Regions from separate parts of the Homo sapiens genome. Here region 1 is linked to region 2. A link is an interaction called in ENCODE POLR2A ChIA-PET data of the cell type or tissue named here. Cell type or tissue: B cell. All regions are shown on one strand. Each heading gives the region's core, and the rest is flanking DNA. Links, peaks and the distances in the headings are about the cores only. Region 1 overlaps SLC38A10 (solute carrier family 38 member 10). Region 2 overlaps CCDC57 (coiled-coil domain containing 57).

What was found. Peaks named below come from ENCODE experiments on the same cell type or tissue, not always from the same donor. Only the 100,000 strongest peaks of a DNase experiment are listed, where the experiment ranks them.
Region 1: POLR2A ChIA-PET joins it to region 2 with 5 read pairs; 1 of 35 experiments calls an interaction of 5 or more read pairs at or near these places.

The regions. Positions count from the first base shown.
Region 1 is chr17:81,283,142-81,287,516 of GRCh38, forward strand. It overlaps SLC38A10 (solute carrier family 38 member 10), which reads right to left. Exons shown (of 16, transcript NM_001037984.3): 3 at 1,709-1,754; 4 at 268-361. Among named protein-coding and RNA genes, the nearest start is that of SLC38A10, 10 kb to the right of the region's middle. RefSeq lists an enhancer at 2,352-2,681 and a silencer at 2,508-2,802. In B cell, for the core only: no CTCF peak of the experiment used is centred there; a DNase peak (open chromatin) is centred at 2,400; H3K4me3 peaks cover 1,302 bases; H3K27ac peaks cover 2,112 bases.
Region 2 is chr17:82,196,492-82,200,866 of GRCh38, forward strand. It overlaps CCDC57 (coiled-coil domain containing 57), which reads right to left. Exons shown (of 19, transcript NM_001394669.1): 3 at 1,823-1,931. Among named protein-coding and RNA genes, the nearest start is that of CCDC57, 14 kb to the right of the region's middle. In B cell, for the core only: no CTCF peak of the experiment used is centred there; a DNase peak (open chromatin) is centred at 1,808.

The DNA of each region.
Region 1 (4,375 bases), core at 151-4,150, 910 kb before region 2:
TCTGCACTGTGCCCGGGTCTGAGGCTCCCCCACCCGCCCCTCATCTACATGGTGTCAGACTCTGCCTGGCTTGCTTCCTCGCGTGTACCTCTCACAGACGTGACCCAGCAAAGCCCCCGCACTCCACCAAGCCCCTAGAATGACAGCAGGCTCGACAGAAGCTTCTCCCGACCAGCACCCAGGTCTCGGTCCTCGGGAGGATCCCACAGAGGGCCTCAGAGCAGCCGTCAGCATCTGAACAACCCAGAACCCTGAACACATCCTTACCTGAAACCCGAACAGCCGGGCAAAGAAGTTGGACCCCAAGTCGCCGATCACGACGTAGAAGGCGATGCAGGTGCCCAGCATCAGCCCGATCATGCTGCACAGGGACGGGGGGTACGGGAAATGCCATCAGGGCAAGCTGGCACACACCTGGGCTGCCGCCAGGGACTACCCCAAGGCTGGGCTGAATGACAGATGTGATTTCTTTTTTCTTTTTTTTTTTTTTGAAACAGAGTCTCACTCTGTCGCCCAGGCTGGAGTGCAATGGTGAGATCTCGGCTCACTGCAAGCTCCGCCTCCCAGGTTCACGCCATTCTCCTGCCTCAGCCTCCCGAGTAGCTGGGAGTAGCCGAGTAGCCACGCCCGGCTAATTGTTTGTATTTTTAGTAGAGACGGGGTTGCACCGTGTTAGCCAGGATGGTCTCGATCTCCTGACCTCTGTGATCCGCCTGCCTCAGCCTCCCAAAGTGCTGGGATTACAGGCGTGAGCCACTGTGCCTGGCCAACAGATGTGATTTCAAACGCGCCCCAGTTCACAGGGCGCGGGCAGGTTCTGTGGCGCTCGCTATGTCACTTGGCATGCACACCAAACGACACTCAGCTTTTCTCAGCCTGGTATTATACTCGCCCCTCTGCGGAGGCTCTAAAAGTTACAAAAATCTCCATGATGGGCCTGGCACAGTGGCTCACGCCTGTAATCTCAGCACTTTGGGAGGCCGAGGCAGGCGGATCACCTGAGATCCGGAGTTCAAAACCAGCCTGGCCAACACGGCAAAACCCTGTCTCTACTAAAAATACAAAAATTAGCTGGGCCTGGTGGCACGCGCCTGTAATCTCAGCTACTTCGGAGGCTGAGGCAGGAGAATCGCTTAAACCTGGGAGGTTGCAGTGAGCCGAGATCACAGCATTGCACTCCAGCCTGGGTGACAGAGCAAAACTCCATCTCAAAAAATAAAAAAATTGAAAAAGCCCCACGATGTTAGTCAAGTTAAGAGAACAATCAACTGCTTTCAAAAAAGGCTGTTCGTTTGAGTTTACAATTCCCTAATTTAGAAGCCTAGAAGTGCAATCTCCCAGCGATTTTTTCATCTCATAAATTTTTTCATCTCATGAAATTTTATGCCAAAGGAAGAAAAATATGACATTTGCAATGTAATGCCACCTTTATGCAGCGGTGTTTGAGGGGTAGGTGAGGTGCTGAGGAATGGTGTTGAGAGACTACAACTGAGGGAGGACTGTTTACCAGGTTCTTGGAGTTTTCCATACATAAATTTTTCTTACAACACTGAAGGGTACAAGTAATTGGACTTTCATGTATTTAGCGACTCTTCAGAAACCTAAGTTACAGGTGAATCTGGGGATGAAACTGCCGCTCCCACCGGGAGGGTCCCCAGTGTCTGGGTGCGGGGGTGGGGGGCAAGCGCAGCGGCAGGGCGGGGCTTACCTGGTCTCCACCAGCATCTTGCCTGCCTTCCCGTAGGCGTGGAATGCTAGTGCAAAAGAAAAAGGAACACTCAATCCAACAGCGTGAGAAGCTCGTCCAGAACAAAGGTACTGAGCCAAGCTGTCAAGGGCGATTTCACAGAAACCCACGGGCCCAGATTCTCCGGGGCATGAGGGGTATTTCAAATTCTGGCTGCCAGGTTATTTTTGGATCTACTGTCTGCAAATGAAACTACAAGAAACAAAGACAGAGCAAGGGAAGGACAGGAGGCAGGTTCTTCTTTCACTCAATCAGATTTTTTAACAGACAAAGAGACAAGTCCCTGCGATGCAGTCCTCCCACCCGGTGACCACTGGGGGCCGGCTGGAAACAGCATCCCACAGCCCAGCACGGCCGAACCCCGTGCTGCTGGCCAGAGCTTGCAGGTCCCCAGAGGGTTCAGTGCCGGTCCCAGGTACCCGAGCGCCACAGCCTGCACCAGAGGGACTCTGACGGAGGGCTTTCATTTTCACCCTTTGGTTGGGATTTATAGAAACAAATGGAGACTCCTTTCGAGCATGGTGCTTCAGGAAGGGAGGGGACGAGAGCCCTGGGCTTGTGGTGTCCACGTGGACAGCTAATGAGGAGCCTTGCCGATGAGGAGCATGCGTTCCCGACGGGGCGGCCGAATGCGGAAGGAGCCGCCATTCTCTCCGCCCTGACCGCGGGATTCTCTGCAGCAGATGAGAAACGGCGCTGACTCAGCAGGGTCCCTCCCAGGCCCCGAGCGGTCATCTGGTGACCCCCGCGCTTCCCCCACGGCCCAGCCGGAGAAGGGCAAAGGGAAGTCCCGGCTCCAAGGCGCACCCAGAGATGCGGTGCATGTGGCAGGATGGCCCAGCCCCGTCGGCAGCCCCAGCTTCCTGCCCCTGGTTTCCTTCCTCCCACGGGCTACAGGCCTCTGATGAGCTTTGGAAAGCAGGAAACACACAGGCTAGTAACTATGAATGGGTCCAAAAAACACTCCTTATTACTTTAAACTACTTAGGAAGAAGCACAGCGTTGCCAAACGCCAGAGCCCGGGAGCAGCAAAGACCCCACCTCCAGGGCTCACCCTGGCCTTTCCTGGACCTGCCTATGGGCTCGCTGAAGAAGCCTGGCACCCCTTGAGTTCATCCCACAACACGGAAACCCGAGCCAGGCCCCAGAAGCTGACCTGAGGCTGTGGAGAGTTTCAAACACTAAGAACTCCAGGAGCCCCCTCAGCAGCCCACAGCCCAGGGCCCTGCTGTCACCAAGGAACGCCCTCCACACCCCTCAGTGACGGCACAGCCCGGAAGCAACAAAACACGGCGCTCCAAACATGAAGTTGCTCCTGGCCATAATGTGCCTTTTCATTCTCCAAAAGGAAGCTGAGTCTCTACAGCATATTCCAAACACGAGCGCACCTTGCCCAAGAAGGTTCCGGAATATGCCTGCCACTGGCAAGGGAAAATGGGAGGCTGTCTAGGAAATCAGGGCAGCACTCTCTTCTGGTTCCCAGGACAACGTCCTGAGAGCCCACCACGCTGAGACACGGCCCCACGCGCCTTCTTTTCCCCACCTGGGCCAAACCCTCACCCGCCATTCCCAGTGTCAATCCCTCGGCAACTTCTCCTCCCCAGGTTCAAACACCAGCCCCAGTTGGACTGACCCCACTCCTTCACATCCTGCGTGGACTGGCACAGAGAAAGGGAGGAAGAGGCTGAAGCGCCCAGCAAGGTCCCGGGGACCCAGCCCTCCCCCGAGTGTGGACTCCCAGTGCGGGCCCAGCCCCTGCCAGGCTGGAGGTATCTGTGAGCGGCGAGCTCTGAGGGCGCGGCCTCCATGCAGGGTGTACCCTACCCCAGGTGCAGTCAGATCTCCCCCAGAGCCAGCACAGGAGCCACAGAAGCCTGGACCACCCAACGAAAGGACGCGGGCAGCACTCCTGACACCGCTGCTCACAACCGAGAACTCAGAGGCCGCGTGGGGGCCAAACAGTCCCTGCTGCTGGGGGAGGCGGTTTCTAGCCCAGACCACGCATGCCAGGGTTCAGGCACAACTCTCAACAGGGCAGGGTCTGGGGCTCAGAACAGCTTCATGAGAAGCCGCGACAGCTGAAGGAGGCTGAATGACTGATGTATCTGTGTGTCTTCTGAAGAGGGGATTTAGAAAAGTCCATGTCCAAGCAAGACACGCAGGGCAAGGAAGCAGCAAGTGAGAAGGTGACGAAAACGACAAAAACCACCTGCAACCAGCAACAGCAAATAGGACAGGGAAATATACAAACACCAACAAAAAACGACACCTCTCCAGGCTGGCACATGGCACTGGAGGACAGCGGGGAGGGTAAAGCGATCAGCGGCCACCTCCCCAGGCTAACCAACCCGAGGAACCATTACACCGCAAACCTATGCCTGGGTGGGGGCAGATGCCATTCGGAGGAAACCACCCAGCCGTCCCAGGGAAAGTCAGTCTGTGTGCGAGGACGGGACCCAGCCCGGCGCCTCCTGAAGACTGCAGTGTGGAGCTGCTGTCCACTCTGCACAAGGGCCTCGCCTCAGCTCCAGGAGAGTCTCATCTTACCCTCCCCAGGGACGCCTCTCCCAGCGCGGGTCTCCCCACTTCTAAGACGAGCCAGGGCACACTGCAGCTGACGCGGAGCAG
Region 2 (4,375 bases), core at 119-4,118:
GACGTGAGCGTGGCCTCCTTCTCTGCTGACCTGACTGTGGCAAATTAGTGACACACTGGCCTATCCTACTATGACCAAGCTCCCAACATCCGACAGGACCAGAGAGGGGACCCTGTCACACCTGCACAAAGCCCTTCATCACTGCTGCACCTGCACAGACGCAGCCCCTTATGACACCCCCATAGACACAGCTTCTAGTAACACTTACACCTACCTGCATAGACAGAGCCATTTATTACACCTGCACCTGCAGAGACGCAGCCCCTCATCACACCTGCACCTTCACAGAAGAAGCCCCTCAGGACACCTGCAGAGACGCAGCCCCTCATGACTCCTGCACCTGCAGAGACGCAGCCCCTCGTGACTCCTGCAGAGACGCAGCCCCTCATGACTCCTGCACCTGCAGAGACGCAGCCCCTCGTGACTCCTGCACCTGCAGAGACGCAGCCCCTCGTGACTCCTGCACCTGCAGAGACGCAGCCCCTCGTGACTCCTGCAGAGACTCAGCCCCTCGTGACTCCTGCAGACGCAGCCCCTCATGACTCCTGCAGAGATGCAGCCCCTCGTGACTCCTGCAGAGACGCAGCCCCTCGTGACTCCTGCACCTGCAGACACACAGCCCCTCATGACTCCTGCACCTGCAGAGACACAGCCCCTCGTGACTCCTGCAGACGCAGCCCCTCGTGACTCCTGCAGAGACGCAGCCCCTCATGACACCTGCAGAGACGCAGCCCCTCGTGACACCTGCACCTGCAGAGACGCAGCCCCTCATGACACCTGCACCTGCACAGGCACAGCCCCTCATCACACGTAAACCTGCAGAGATGCAGCCCCTTGTCACATATGCACACAGTGGCAGCATCTCTGACTGTGGTCTCTAGATATAAATCTATAGGATGTCTTTCAACAAAACCCCAGCACAGCTGAGTCTCTTGGAGGTGTAGGCTGAGTTTCCAGAACATTGAGGAGAAATTCGGTGACTGCCACTTTTCAGTTGAAGCATCTGTTTTTAAACTTATCATAATTGAATTCCAAATTCTTTTCCATAGTAAATAATTCATGTTTTTAAAATTATACCTTTCTAAAAATAAATTTAAAAGTTTCATCATTTCTGAGGTGTGCTGGTTAATTCCATGTGTCAAATGACTGGGCTACGGGCTGCCCGGATAGCTGGTAAAAAATTATTTCTGGGAGTGTCTGCAAGGGTGTTTCCAGAAGAGACTAGCCCTCCTCCTGTGGATGGGCGTCATTCAATCCACTGAGGGCCTGAATAGAACGAAATGCAAGGAAGGGTGAACTCGCTCTCTCTGCTTGAGCTGAGACACTCGCCTTCTCCTGCCCTTGGACATTGGGCTCCTGCATCTTGGGCCTTCAGAGCTGGACCAGGACTCACATCAGTGGCTCCCTGGTGCTCAGGCCTTTGCCCCTGGGCTGAATTACACCACCAGCTTCCCAGGTTTTCCAGCTTGCAGATGACAAACTGTGGGACTTCATGGCCTCCGTAACTGCACGAGTGAATTCCTACAATTTATCTCCTATATATCTACACGTCTCCTATTGCCTGTTTCCCTGGAGAACCCTGACTAATCCATGAGGAAAGAAAACAAGGAAACACTGTGGAGGTGGCTGCATGTAGACATCCCATCCTGTTTCCCTGCAGACCATCCCAGAGTGGCATCTGCCCCAAAGACCCCATTTTACTCCCAAGGAGAATGCAGGCAATGAACCAAATGGTTGTCTTTTCCTCAGCCCTATATGATTTCAGTTTCACAGTGGGCAGGCAGGGAAAGCACCCAGGAAGGGGCCGACCCAGAGGCTCTACCTGTCTCTGCAGAGCAAGCTCACCGTCGAGCTCCTCAAGTTTTCTCTCCAGTGTCCATTTTAGATTTTCATACTGTTCCCGGTGGTGGTCAATCTCACCATTCTTGTCACTATGGTAATAAAACAGCATTAAGAAAAGCCATACCAAATATTCAGCAAAGGTAATACATTTTCAAGGTGCACTTGACATGTGAAAGTTGGTGCTTTGCTTTTATGAAGGGGTGGCTTCAGCAGGACCCACGGGGTAGCAGAACTTCCAGCCCCACCTGGACCAGCATGCTACACCCATCTATAAAAGAGGAAATTAAATAGGGCCCAGAGTCTCACAACATAAAACCCAAAATGTCCAGGATACAATTAAAAAAAAAACCTGACAACCAAAAACCGGAAAGATCTGACCAGGCCCAGTGGCTCACGCCTGTAATCCCAGCACTTTGGGAGGCCGAGGTGGGCGGATCACAAGGTCAGGAGATCGAGAGCATCCTGGCTAACACGGTGAAACCCCGTCTCTACAAAAAAATACAAAAAAAATTAGCCGGGCGTGGTGGCGGGCGCCTGTAGTCCCAGCTACTCGGGAGGCTGAGGCAGGAGAATGGCGTGAACCCGGGAGGTGGAGCTTGCAGTGAGCTGAGATCGTGCCACTGCACTCCAGCCTGGGCGACAGAGCGAGACTCCATCTCAAAAAAAAAAAAAAAAAGAAAAAGGAAAAAAAAGAAAGATCTGAGCTTGAAGGAGAAAAGATAATAGGTAGATGCCAACACCAAGATGACACAGACGCTGGAATTCTTCAACAAGGAAGCTACAGCAGTCATTATAAAAGCGCTTCAAGTAATCTAGTAAAGCAAATGGAAAAACAAATCTCAGCAAAGAAAAAGCTATAGCAGGCTGGGTGTGGTGGCTCACGCCTGTAATTCCAGCGCTTTGGGAGGCCAAGGCAGGTGGATCACCCGGGGTCAGGAGTCCAAGACCAGCCTGGCCAACATGGTGAAACCCCATCTCCACTAAAAATACAAAAATTAGCCGGGCATGGTGGCACACACCTGTAGTGACAGCTCCTCGGGAGGCTGAGGCAGGAGAACCCCTTGAACCCCGGAGGCAGAGGTTGCAGTGATCCGAGATCGCGCCACTGCACTCCAGCCTGGGCGACAGAGCAAGACTCTGTCTCAAAAAAAAAAAAAGAGTGTGAGACTGAAAAAGTACCTGAACATGGCTGAAAACATCCCAGGTTTGGAGAGAAGAATGAGCAAAAGACTTGAAGAGACACTTCACAACATAACGTAAAGCACTTTTAAAAGGATGCTGTAAACACTCTGGAAAGCAGCTATGAGAAAGTCAGCACCCGCACGGCGGGCAAGTGGGCCTCAGCTGTCCAAGCACTGCACGCACCTGCACGGACTCGGCGCCCAGACGAGGTGCAGGCTGAGCACCAGCCTTCATGCTGGGGACGGGAGCTTCCAGACACCCTCCCTCCACTCAGGGAGAAGCTGACCTCCAGCTCAACTCTCTCTTTCCCTGGACACTGGGCAGGTGGCACACGGGTGTCTACCACATTAGCAAGCAGCACTGCGTGGGTCAAATGACTGCTGACTGGCACTTTTTATCCACGCCGCGAGATGCGATAGAGAGAGGGACCATCAACACTGTGGGCTTCCCAGAAGACGGTGGCGCTCAGGGTACATCTGCTGCAGGGACTGCAGACGCGATCCCTGCGGGCTGCTACAGGAGATACTGGCTGCACAATACTGGTTGGGGCTTCTGAGCTAGAGGGGCACCACACCCACCAATGTGGGTCTCCTCTCCTTGCACCTGACCTGCCGCAGAAGGTCTCTCTGCTGGACCGGAGCACCTGGTGTGGTCCTGTTGGCCCGTTCACACCCATCTGAGACCCTTCTGAGCAAACCGGCCCAACACACACAACAGAGGGTAGCTGGTCAGTTAAAAGGGCGTGGCAGAACCCAGCGCACTGACACGAAGGACAGACACCACAAATCGATCAGGAAGTGCTGGACGCACATTTCGGAGCAGTGTGCGCAGGTGGCTCTATATGGGGCCTGGAGATGACACAACAGATTGCCCGTGGCGGCTTTCACTTCGCCATTCCACCACAGTATCTTCTCTGAGAAATGACTTTCTATGATAAGAATAGTTTACTCCTGCGGCTTTAAAAAGTGCTTTAAAAAGCTGCTTATGGCCAGGCGCGGTAGCTCACGTCTATAATCCCAGCACTTCAGGAAGCCAAGGCCAGTGGATCACCTGAGGTCAGGAGTTCAAGACCAGCCTGGGCAACATGGCAAAACCCCGTCTCTACTAAAAATACAAAAGAAAAAAAAATTAGCCGGGCGTGGTGGTGGGCACCTATAGTCCCAGCTACGTGGGAGGCTGAGGCAGGAGAATCACTTGAACCCGGGAGATGGAGGTTGCAGCGAGCCGAGATCACGCTACTGCGATCCAGCCTGGACAACACAGCTAAAAACTCTGTCTCAAAAAAAAAGAAAAGAAAAAAAATGCTGCTTATGTTAGAAGAATACATAAAACATAAAAAAAGTACCCAGGA